2 separate regions of the Homo sapiens genome follow, and region 2 is linked to region 1. The links are chromatin loops, found by intact Hi-C in ENCODE. Cell type or tissue: dorsolateral prefrontal cortex. All regions are shown on one strand. Each heading gives the region's core, and the rest is flanking DNA. Links, peaks and the distances in the headings are about the cores only.

What was found. Hi-C counts contacts between places; a loop is a spot of excess contacts. Peaks named below come from ENCODE experiments on the same cell type or tissue, not always from the same donor. Only the 100,000 strongest peaks of a DNase experiment are listed, where the experiment ranks them.
Region 2: it touches region 1 in a loop (8-fold over the local background); 19 of 110 quality-filtered maps call a loop at or near these places.

The regions. Positions count from the first base shown.
Region 1 is chr17:32,868,172-32,873,546 of GRCh38, forward strand. All of the region lies in intron 1 of MYO1D (myosin ID), which reads right to left. Among named protein-coding and RNA genes, the nearest start is that of MYO1D-DT, 6.0 kb to the right of the region's middle. In dorsolateral prefrontal cortex, for the core only: no CTCF peak of the experiment used is centred there; no DNase peak of the experiment used is centred there; H3K27ac peaks cover 2,431 bases.
Region 2 is chr17:32,918,327-32,923,701 of GRCh38, forward strand. No RefSeq gene overlaps it. Among named protein-coding and RNA genes, the nearest start is that of TMEM98, 7.1 kb to the right of the region's middle. RefSeq lists an enhancer at 1-151. In dorsolateral prefrontal cortex, for the core only: no CTCF peak of the experiment used is centred there; no DNase peak of the experiment used is centred there.

The DNA of each region.
Region 1 (5,375 bases), core at 128-5,127:
TTTTTGGTTCACAGGGCTGGACCAGGGAATGGAGCAGAGACAGAGGGGTACCCACTGAGTATCTACTATGCTTCAGCCACCACCATAGGTATTTGACACATATTTTAAATGTGCTATAATTTCACAAGAACACATCATCTTTATAGATGAAAAAACTGAGGCTCAAAGAAGCTAAGTCACTTGTCCAAAGTCACACAGGTGGTAGTAAAGGAACAAAGACAAGATTAAGGTCCAGATTTGTCTATTTCGTGTTCTTGCACTCTCTGCTAGGTAATCTGAATTCCCTAGTTTGCGCCATTGCAAACTTTCATCCTTGCCCCCCAAACAAAATCAAAACAAACAAAAAAGACAAAACTTTGTCTTAGTGAGGGAGGAAGAAATGACAAGGAAGAGATGAAAATATCTAGCTCTCTAGCAGTTATGGGGTCAGGGTAGGGAGGTGAGGCCATTCGGGAAGGATTCAGGAAGAGTTAGCATTAGTTGAGTGAGAATTATATACCAGGCACTTGCTGAACATGTGATTTCATCTCAATAACCCTAAAAGGCGATCATTTTACATATAAGGAAATGAGGCTTAGGGAAGCCTATGGTAAGAGAAGTATGCTCAGCTGAAGCTGAGATTTGAACTTGGTCATTTACGTCTCAGAGCCTGTGCTCTTTCCATGATTCCCTATTGGAAGCATACTTTTGATTCTCTTTTCCCACAAATGCTCAAAACTAAAGTTTGGAAAACATTGTTCTATTCAAGAGATCTTGGCTGGGTTCGGTGGCTCATGCCTGTAATCTCAAAACTTTGGGAGGCTGAGGCGGGCGGATCACTTGAGCTCAGGAGTTTGAGACCAGCCTGACCAACATAGCAAAACCCCATCTCTACTAAAAATACAAAAAAAAAAAAAAATTAGCTGGGAGTGGTGGTACGTGCCTGTAATCCCAGCCACTAGGGAGGCTGAGGCATGAGAATCGCTTGAACCTGGGATGCAGAGGATGCAGTGAGCCAAGATCGCACTACCGCACTCCAGCCTGGGCAACAGAGCGAGGCCCTGTCTCAAAAAAAAAAAGAGATCTAGCCAGTAATTACATTGCAGTTGAACTGAAAGAAGCCTGCTTCCTACAGGAAATAAAACTGTCATCCAAATCAAGGCATCTAATAAATGATAAAGGAGAGACATACAATGCATATTTTAAAATGCTGTTACCCTCTGACCCCATTATGAATATAGTTGGCATTTTTATAGGCCATGTCGGTGAGGCTCATGAACAGGTAATCTACCCAGCGGAGCTGGAGCCACTGCTGACAGTAAAGTTCCCCGACTTAGCAGTGGCTGGGCAATAATACAATGACCCAAACCAGTTCCAGTGGCAGCACCACAAATGGGTACTAGAGAATTATCATTAAATGAGGTCACTCCTAGAGATAGTGTCCATTTTGCTTAGCTGACTCACACTTAGGTGAGAATGTCAACGAACAGCTCTCCACATAGAGCTAATATGGAGATCACTAAATAAACACATTTCTAGCTATATCAGATTCAACATTTTTGTCTCAAAGTTAAGCAAAAAGCCAAAGTGTATCTCTTTAATGTAAAAGTAGTTCCCAAATAAAAAAAAAAAATTAGCCAGGCTTGGTGGTGTGCGCCTGTAGTCCCAGCTACTCAGGAGGCTGAAGTAGGAGGGTTGCTTGAGCTGGGGAAGTCAAGGCTGCAGTGAATCATGATTGTGCCATTGCACTCCAGCCTGGGTGACAGAGTGAGACCTCGTCTAAAAAAAAGAAAAAAGAAAAGTAGATCCCATCAGAACCTGCAATGAAATGAACCAGTAGCAACTTCTAAGTGCTTGATTCCACCCACATCTGGCTCTATTTGGGAACTAAATTCAGCAGAAGTCTCCAGGGTCAAGAAATGACCCTGAATAAAAATAGTCTCGGAAATCTGTCACGGAGTAGGAAAGGAAACCAGGCGGCAGGGTGATTCACTCCAAATGGCAGCTCCAAAACCCAAATTCCCATTTTTGTCCCAATATGAAGCCAATGTACAAAACAGGCAGAGAGCAAACTGTCCTTTTCCAAAGGCCTTCAAAAGAGGTTGCCAAAGAATTTCACATGGAAGCCAAAAAGATTTAGTGTGCCATTCACCTCTCCTATAAATCTAACTAGAGCTATTTCTAACTAGAGCCCTGAACCAATGGCAGGTTTACATTTACTTGAAGACCACCCAGGGTATCTATGGGTTTTTTTCCCTGGCAAGCAAGAGACACCCTTTGTCCCACCAAATTTTCCAAATGACCAAACAGCCACAGAGAAAGAATACAGGGGTGGTGTGGTGAGTATGTGTGTGTCTGTTTCCTGCCTTTCTTCTAATCTATAACTCACTGCCCCAACACACAGTTAAGTTCTATTAAAGTACAGTATTTTGAGAAGATTGTCTGCTAAAAAAAAAAAAAAAGAAAGAAAAAAAAGAAATAATTCCATTGGTTGAAGACCAATCAGCCAACATTTGAGTACTCAGTTAATTCATTTTAAGATGTATTAAACATGGGGAAGGGCAAATTCTGTAGCATCACAGAAAACGCAAAAGGATTAAAGGTAGGTTTGCTTCACAGCCACTCACTTGCACCTTCCCCTTCCAAAGCCTTGCATTTTATTCTGCATTCATGATTTACATTCTTTTTCTTAAAGGTGGTTGCCCCCAAGCATTATGAGGTTCAAAGCACCAGAAAACCTGGATCTACCTCTGAACAGGCTATCTGCCTTTGAGGATTCCATAGGTTGGTGAGGAATATGAATATGATAAATTCTCTGTTATGAATAAATGTCCATGTATCCTGAGAGCACATGAGAATGTGACATTGACCTGTTTTGGGGGATTGGGAAAGATTTCTCACATCTGGTCTTGAAGGATGAGTAAGAGTATGGCAGGCAGGGAATGAGGGCAGAGATGAGGAAAGGAGGACATTCCAGGGGGTGAAAACAGCAAGAGCCAGTGGCTCTCAGCTAGGGATAATATTGCATGCATGTGAGCACAAAGACACCCACCCACACACAACCCCCCCAGGGACTTGTGGCAATGTCTAGAGACATTTTTGGTTGTCATAAATGAAAGAGGAGTGGAGTTGTTGACATCTAGTGAGTAGAGGCCAGGGATGCTTCTAAACATCCTACGACACACAGGACAGCCCCTACAACAAAGTCTAAAATGTCTAAAATGTCAATAGTGACAAGGCTGAAAATCCCAGGTCTAAGCAAAGGTACAAAAGACATACTGTGTTAGATTAAAAAAGAGAAGTTGCATGGAGCTTTGGCATGCACAGTGCTTCAGATGATTGCTTTTATGGAAGACAAAACCCAGTAAGAAAAGAGAGGGTGAAAAATTAAATTTCTGAGAAGCCAAGATATCAGACTGAATAGATGCTTTATTCTCAAAACAGGAACCAATAACAAATAAAGTTAAGAAACTGGACCTCTGGAAGTCTAACGTATATTTCATTGTCCTATAAAATGGAAAGCATTTCTGTCAAGGACACCGTCCGTGGCTCAAGTCCACTCCTGAGCAGTAGCCTGCATTCTTCCTTTCACGCACATGGCTGAGAGTGAGGAGTGTGCGGAGTAAGGAGCACGCCGAGGAGCAGATGCAAGCAGCTTGCCCTGGCAGGACTCTCAGAGGGAGGGTGCAAAGCTGATGTTAATGCTGGAAGAACTCACGTATAGGAATGGCCCATGTAAGGAGAAAAGGAACCAATGAGCTCCACATCCAAAAAGGAAGTGGCTACAGAGAAAGCAGAACATGGTAGGACAGGGATGTTGTGGTTAGGGCTTCAAGTGGTCATCAGGGTTGCTGGCAGGAACTGCTCCTGACCATGGAAGCAGGCAGGACTCATACAGAGGTCTTACGCCTGAGCAGAGACCCTTGGAAATTGGAATGAGGAACTTATCACCACCACCTCCATCTCCACCAAAAAGTCAAAAGAAATATCCCCCAACAAGAGACTTCTGGGAGGGAAAGAAGGAGCCCTCACAATACAAGCAGGTTTTGTTATAAAGCAAGGAATATAAATTGAAGCTCCTTCTCAGATATTCCAGGGTTTTGTTAGAACACAAGCAGGTTTTATTTATTTATTTATTTTGAGACGGAGTCTTGCTCAGTCACCCAGGCTGGAGGGCAATGGCGCAATCTCGGCTCACTGCCAGCTCCACCTCCCAGGTTCACGCCATTCTCCTGCCTCAGCCTCCCAAGTAGCTGGGACCACAGGCACCCACCACCACGCCTGGCTAATTTTTTTTGTATTTTTAGTAGAGACAGAGTTTCACGGTGTTAGCCAGGATGGTCTCGATCTCCTGACCTCATGATCCGCCCGCCTCAGCCTCCCAAAGTGCTGGGATTACAGGCGTGAGCCACCGCGCCCGGCCGCAGGTTTTGTTATAAAGCAAGAAATATAAGTTGAAGCTCCTTCTCAGATATCCTAACTCGCAGTAATCCACATCACTCTTTTACTCTTGCCCCATCCAGACACACATCTAGGTCAATTTTTTTTTTTTTTTTTGAGACGGAGTCTCGCTCTGTCACCCAGGCCGGACTGCGGACTGCAGTGGCGCAATCTCGGCTCACTGCAAGCTCCGCTTCCCGGGTTCACGCCATTCTCCTGCCTCAGCCTCCCGAGTAGCTGGGACTACAGGCGCCCGCCACCGCGCCCGGCTAATTTTTTGTATTTTTAGTAGAGACAGGGTTTCACCTTGTTAGCCAGGATGGTCTGGATCTCCTGACCTCATGATCCACCTGCCTCGGCCTCCCAAAGTGCTGGGATTACAGGCGTGAGCCACCGCGCCCGGCCTAGGTCAATTTTTAAAAGTAAAAATGGTAGGAGAAAGTTGCATCAATTGTGGCAGTTGTCTAAAAATCAAGCTTTAGCTCCAAGAGGGAAAAAGAAGGCCAGATTAATAGCAAAACAAGAAGATAATTCTAAAAGGACAATGCCACATAAGCTTTTAAAAAAAAAAGTAACAAGCATTTTTCCCTCTCTACAAAAAAATGTTGTCATGAAGGAATGTACTCTGTACCCAGCATTATGCTAGGTGCTGCTGTTGAGAAAACACAGACCCATGAAGCACCTGCAGCCTTGAGTGCTTGACTATTACATGACTTAAAGGAAGGAAGCAGGCCTTGCAGAAGAGCCAGGTGGGAAGGGAGGACAGGACATTCCAGACTGGGGAGTAAGAGCAGGAACTACAGCTTGGGAGGGCAGGAGTCATGAGGTACAAGCACACATGGGAATTTCACTCACACATCCATATATACCAATGGACCAAACACGCTCAATTTCAGCTATATACAACCAGAAATATGTGCCCAACCACCAATATTCCAGGAGACAAAAACACTTCA
Region 2 (5,375 bases), core at 51-5,050, 50 kb after region 1:
AGGAAAGCTCATAGTAGGCCATGACCTCTGGAGGGAAAACATGCAAAGTGGCACTGGTGCCCATCTAAGGTCAGAGACATCTGACACTCTAAGATTGGACCCCAAAGGGGGACACTCTGGGGGATCCTCTGGACCACAACCTCTCCAAAGAGAACGCCCTCGGCAGAGGTTCTTAGGCCTAGTACTAAGCCCTCGTTAGAATTTTCTCTTGCAGTTGCGATACTGTTTGGCCCCAATATTGTTTGGAATCTGGAGTTTGCTGTTGAATGGGAAAGTAGGATGGAGTTGCATGTATCCAGGCTTTAGTGCTGCTGTCCTAAGCAGGGTTGGGTCTGGTTAATATGTGATGCTCTCCTTTGGTGCTGTTTGGCCCCAGTGTTCTTTGGAATCTGGGGCGGTCTGGCCTTTAAAAATCAAACTGCTTTACCTGAAATTTTGGTTCACGGCCTTCATTGGATTACCTATTGGGGCAAACAAAGTAAAACTGGCAAGCTTGTATTGCTATCTCATGGCTAGGATTCCAAGGTAAAAGGTATTGGATCTTCATTTATTTGTGTGTAGTGTGTATACATGTCTAGATGTGTTTATTTGTATGTATGCTTATTGTTATATGTTGTGTCTACCAAACTGGCTTGTAAGTAAAAGAGCCCTCATAAATTAAATAAATAAGTTTAAGCAATGTTCAAGTTCATGTGACTTAAGTATAACTTTACTAAACAAGCTGCTTTTAAAATTATTGGTAAAATAAAAATAGAAATGCCTTCAGAACTGTCAGCATACACTTTTGTCTGGATTTTATATTTGTCTCTGCTAGATATTTTGAGGTGTCCAGGTTTGGCATAGAAAGTTATAAAACTATAAACCCAGCCAAAACAAAGTGATCTTGGTTTGCGTGCCCTTTTTATTGACAAACATGAGTAATTTAATGTTGTCAGCTAAATCTTGTGATTTATTAGCAAAAATACCTATGTATTTAACTTTGAGACTCTTACTTAGGTTTAGGTGAGCACCTGATGTTCACTGGCTATTCAAAACGTAGTTAACAAGGAAATAACTAACTTTAAATGATAGCATCTAATATCTCAGTTTACAGAAGTTATCTAGATAAATGTAAGTGAAAGAATTGAGTATATGTAAATGGGATAAATGTTTTATGTAAATGTTTTGTGTAAATTAAAATCTTAAAATTATTTTTGATGCTCGTTGAATATGTGGGTCATTTCCAATTAAGAAAGGGTTGTGGTATGGGGAAATATATTTTTAAAAACTGTGGGATTGTTCTTATCTATAAATGCCCATGTCTGATCGTTCAAGATTTCTTGCTTTTTAGTGTTTTGCTAAAGTTTTAGGTTACTAAGGACAAAATGTGCCAAAAAAGTTTGTGATATTAGTGAGAAAAATAATAATTTTGTCTAATTCAGAAGTTATCTAAAAGTTAGTTCAAATTACAGATTTGAAAAAGTTGTTTATGAAACAATGTAGTAAGGAACCAGTAAGTAGGGAAGAAACATGTGGAAAAGTTTAGATAATAAAATATTATTTAAAACCTCATAGAGAATTGGAGAAATTTGGCTAATTAACATTTTCATAGTTAAAGCTCTTAGTCTTGATTAAAGTAAAATAAGAAATATTGTAAAAAAATGCATTGGCAGTTTGGCAATTCTTTTTTAATATAGTTAAGCCGTGTTTTTCTGTGTGGAGTCAAATTTCATATACATACTTGCATTGCTTCACACTATGTTTACTGTTTTGCATGGATAGTGCTGGCACTGGAGTACTTACTGATTATGTGCCTGGAGTTAATTTTTTTTTTTTTTTTTTGATGGAATCTAGCTCTGTCACTGAGGCTGGAGTGCAGTGGCATGATCTCGGCTCACTGTAACCTCTGCCTCTTGGGTTCAAGCTATTCTCCTGCCACAGCCTCCTGAGTAGCTGGGATTACGGGTGCGTGCCACCATGCCTGGTTAATTTTTGTATTTTTTAGTAGAGCTGTGGTTTCACCATGTTGGCCAGGCTGGTCTTGAACTCCTGACCTCAAGTGATCCACCCGCCTTGGCCTCCCAAAGTGCTGGGATTACAGGCGTGAAGCACCACGGCTGGCTGAGAGTGTATTTCCTGATTGCACCGGATATGTGGTGATATTGGTGAGCTTAAGGATACTGAATTGTATATCAGGAATAAAATATTCATTATGTGGGTTTTTCTGGCGGGGAGCTCTGGGTAACACTGCTGCCTCCCGGGTAGATTGAGTAGGAGAAATTTAGGGTTGGTTTCCTGTTTGTTTGTGCTTCTAATTTTTATTTGTTTGCTGTTTACGCTCCTCTGGGCTTTGCTTATGTACGCATATATATAAAACCATGATTTTTTTTAGTTTCTAGTGGAAGGCTTTTATTCGGTTCTATGAATAGTTATTTTGTTTCCTATGCATTTCTAGCAAGTCATCATTTGTTCCATTTGTCTGGAATTTCTAGGCTACCTTTGTTGGGTTCACAGGAATTGATGGAACACACCAGCTTGTTAACTTTAAACTAACTTTTTGGATATTAGATTCCCTGATACTTTAAGTGTATTGAGTATGCTTTCAAGTCATATTTTTCTCTCTCTGCCTAATTTGTCCAGACTTTGTAAACTATTTGTGAATATTCCTTTTTTTTTTTTTTTTTCTTCTTGAGATGGAGTCTTGCTCTGTTACCCAGGCTGGAGTGCATTGGTGCGATCTCGGCTCACTGCAACCTCTGCCTCCTGGGTTCAAGTGATTCTAGTGCCTCAGCCTCCCAAGTGCTGGGATTATAGGCACGAGCCGCCGCGCCCGGCCTGTGAACATTCTTAATTCATGGCAATGTTTGTGTTTGCATATAGTTGAGCCAGGGTCACTAGGGCTGCTCAGGGAGAGAGAACCCAGAAACCTGATACGCAGCAAAAGGGTAAGAATTTCATACCAGTCGGACCTCTGGCCTCTCTTTCTCTGTGCAAACCGGTTGAATGAATGGTAAAAGATTATAAGAAGGCATGGGAATGTAAATTTTTGTAAGCCTTTAGCATATTTAATAGGCTTCCCAAAATCAAATTTCAGCTTACATATTTAGTTACATGGGAAGCATTGTCAAAATAAAAAAATGTTTAATTTTCTTCAGGTTATATTTCAGTGACTATTAATATATGTTACAAAATTGTATGGGATTTCTAAAATTCTAAATATGTCTGAGTATATGCTATCATTCATAATTATGTTTATTATGTTAACTTACTGTAGACCACAGAAATAACCAAATTTCTTTTTTTTTTTTTTTTTTCCCAAGGCAGAAGAATTTTTCTTAGTACAGAACAAAATGAAAAGTCTCCCATGTCTACTTCTATCCACACAGACCCGGCAACCATCCGATTTCTCAATTTTTTCCCCACCCTTCCCGCCTTTCTATTCCACAAAACCGCCATTGTCATCATGGCCCATCCCCAATGAGCCGCTGGGCACACCTCCCAGACGGGGTCGCGGCCGGGCAGAGGGGCTCCTCACTTCCCAGTAGGGGCGGCCGGGCAGAAGCGCCCCTCACCTCCCGGATGGGGCGGCTGGCCGGGCGGGGGGCTGACCCCCCCACCACCCTCCCGGACGGGGCGGCTGGCCAGGCAGAGGGGCTCCTCACTTCCCAGTAGGGGCGGCCGGGCAGAGGTGCCCCTCACCTCCTGGATAGGGCGGCTGGCAGGGCGGGGGGCTGTCCCCCCCACCTCCCTCCCGGACGGGGCGGCTGGCCGGGCAGAGGGGTCCTCACTTCCCAGTAGGGGCGGCCGGGCAGAGGCGCCCCTCACCTCCCGGACGGGGCGGCCGGCCGGAAGGGGGGCTGACCCCCCCACCTCCCTCCCGGACGGGGCGGCTGGCCGACCCCCCCCCCCCGCCTCCCTCCCGGACGGGGCGGCTGGCCGGGCAGAGGGGCTCCTCACTTCCCAGTAGGGGCGGCCGGGCAGAGGCGCCCCTCACCTCCCAGACGGGGCGGCTGGCCAGGCGGGGGGCTGATCCCCCCACCTCCCTCCCGGACGGGGCGGCTGGCCGGGCGGGGGGCTGACCCCCCCCACCTCCCTCCCAGACGGGGCGGCTGGCCGGGTGGGGGGCTTACCCCCCCACCTCCCTCCCGGATGGGGCGGCTGGCCAGGCGGGGGGCTGAACCCCCCACCTCCCTCCCGGGCGGGGCGGCTGGCCAGGCAGAGGGGCTCCTCACTTCCCAGTAGGGGCGGCCGGGCACAGGCGCCCCTCACCTCCCGGACGGGGCGGCTGGCCAGGCGGGGGGCTGATCCCCCCACCTCCCTCCCGGACGGGGCGGCTGGCCGGGCGGGGGGCTGACCCCCCACCTCCCTCCCGGACGGGGCGGCTGGCCGGGCGGGGGGCTGACCCCCCCACCTCCCTCCTGGATGGGGCGACTGGCCGGGCAGAGGGGCTCCTCACTTCCCAGTAGGGGCGGCCGGGCAGAGGAGCCCCTCACCTCCCGGACGGGGCGGCTGGCCGGGCGGGGGGCTGACCCCCCCACCTCCCTCCCGGACGGGGCGGCTGGCCGACCCCCACCCCCCCGCCTCCCTCCCGGACGGGGCGGCTGGCCGGGCAGAGGGGCTCCTCACTTCCCAGTAGGGGCGGCCGGGCAGAGGAGCCCCTCACCTCCCGGACGGGGCGGCTGGCTGGGCGGGGGGCTGACCCCCCCCACCTCCCTCCCGGACGGGGTGGCTGCCGGGCGGAGACGCTCCTCACTTCCCAGACGGGGTGGTTGCCGGACGGAGGGGCTCCTCACTTCTCAGACGGGGCGGTTGCCAGGCAGAGGGTTTCCTCACTTCTCAGACGGAGCGGCCGGGCAGAGACGCTCCTCACCTCCCAGACAGGGTTGCGGCCCAGCAGAGGCGCTCCTCACATCCCAGATAGGGCGGTGGGGCAGAGGTGCTCCCCACATCTCAGACGATGGGCGGCCGGGCAGAGACGCTCCTCACTTCCTAGATGGGATGGCGGCCGGGCAGAGACGCTCCTCACTTTCCAGACTGGGCAGCCAGGCAGAGGGGCTCCTCATATCCCAGACGATGGGTGGCCAGGCAGAGACGCTCCTCACTTCCCAGACGGGGTGGCGGCCGGGCAGAGGCTGCAATCTCGGCTCTTTGGGAGGCCAAGGCAGGCGGCTGGGAGGTGGTTGTAGCGAGCCGAGATCACGCCGCTGCACTCCAGCCTGGGCACCATTGAGCACTGAGTGAACGAGACTCCATCTGCAATCCCGGCACCTCGGGAGGCCGAGGCTGGCGGATCACTCGCGGTTAGGAGCTGGAGACCAGCCCGGCCAACAGAGCGAAACCCCGTCTCCACCAAAAAAAAACGAAAACCAGTCAGGCGTGGCGGCGCGCGCCTGCAA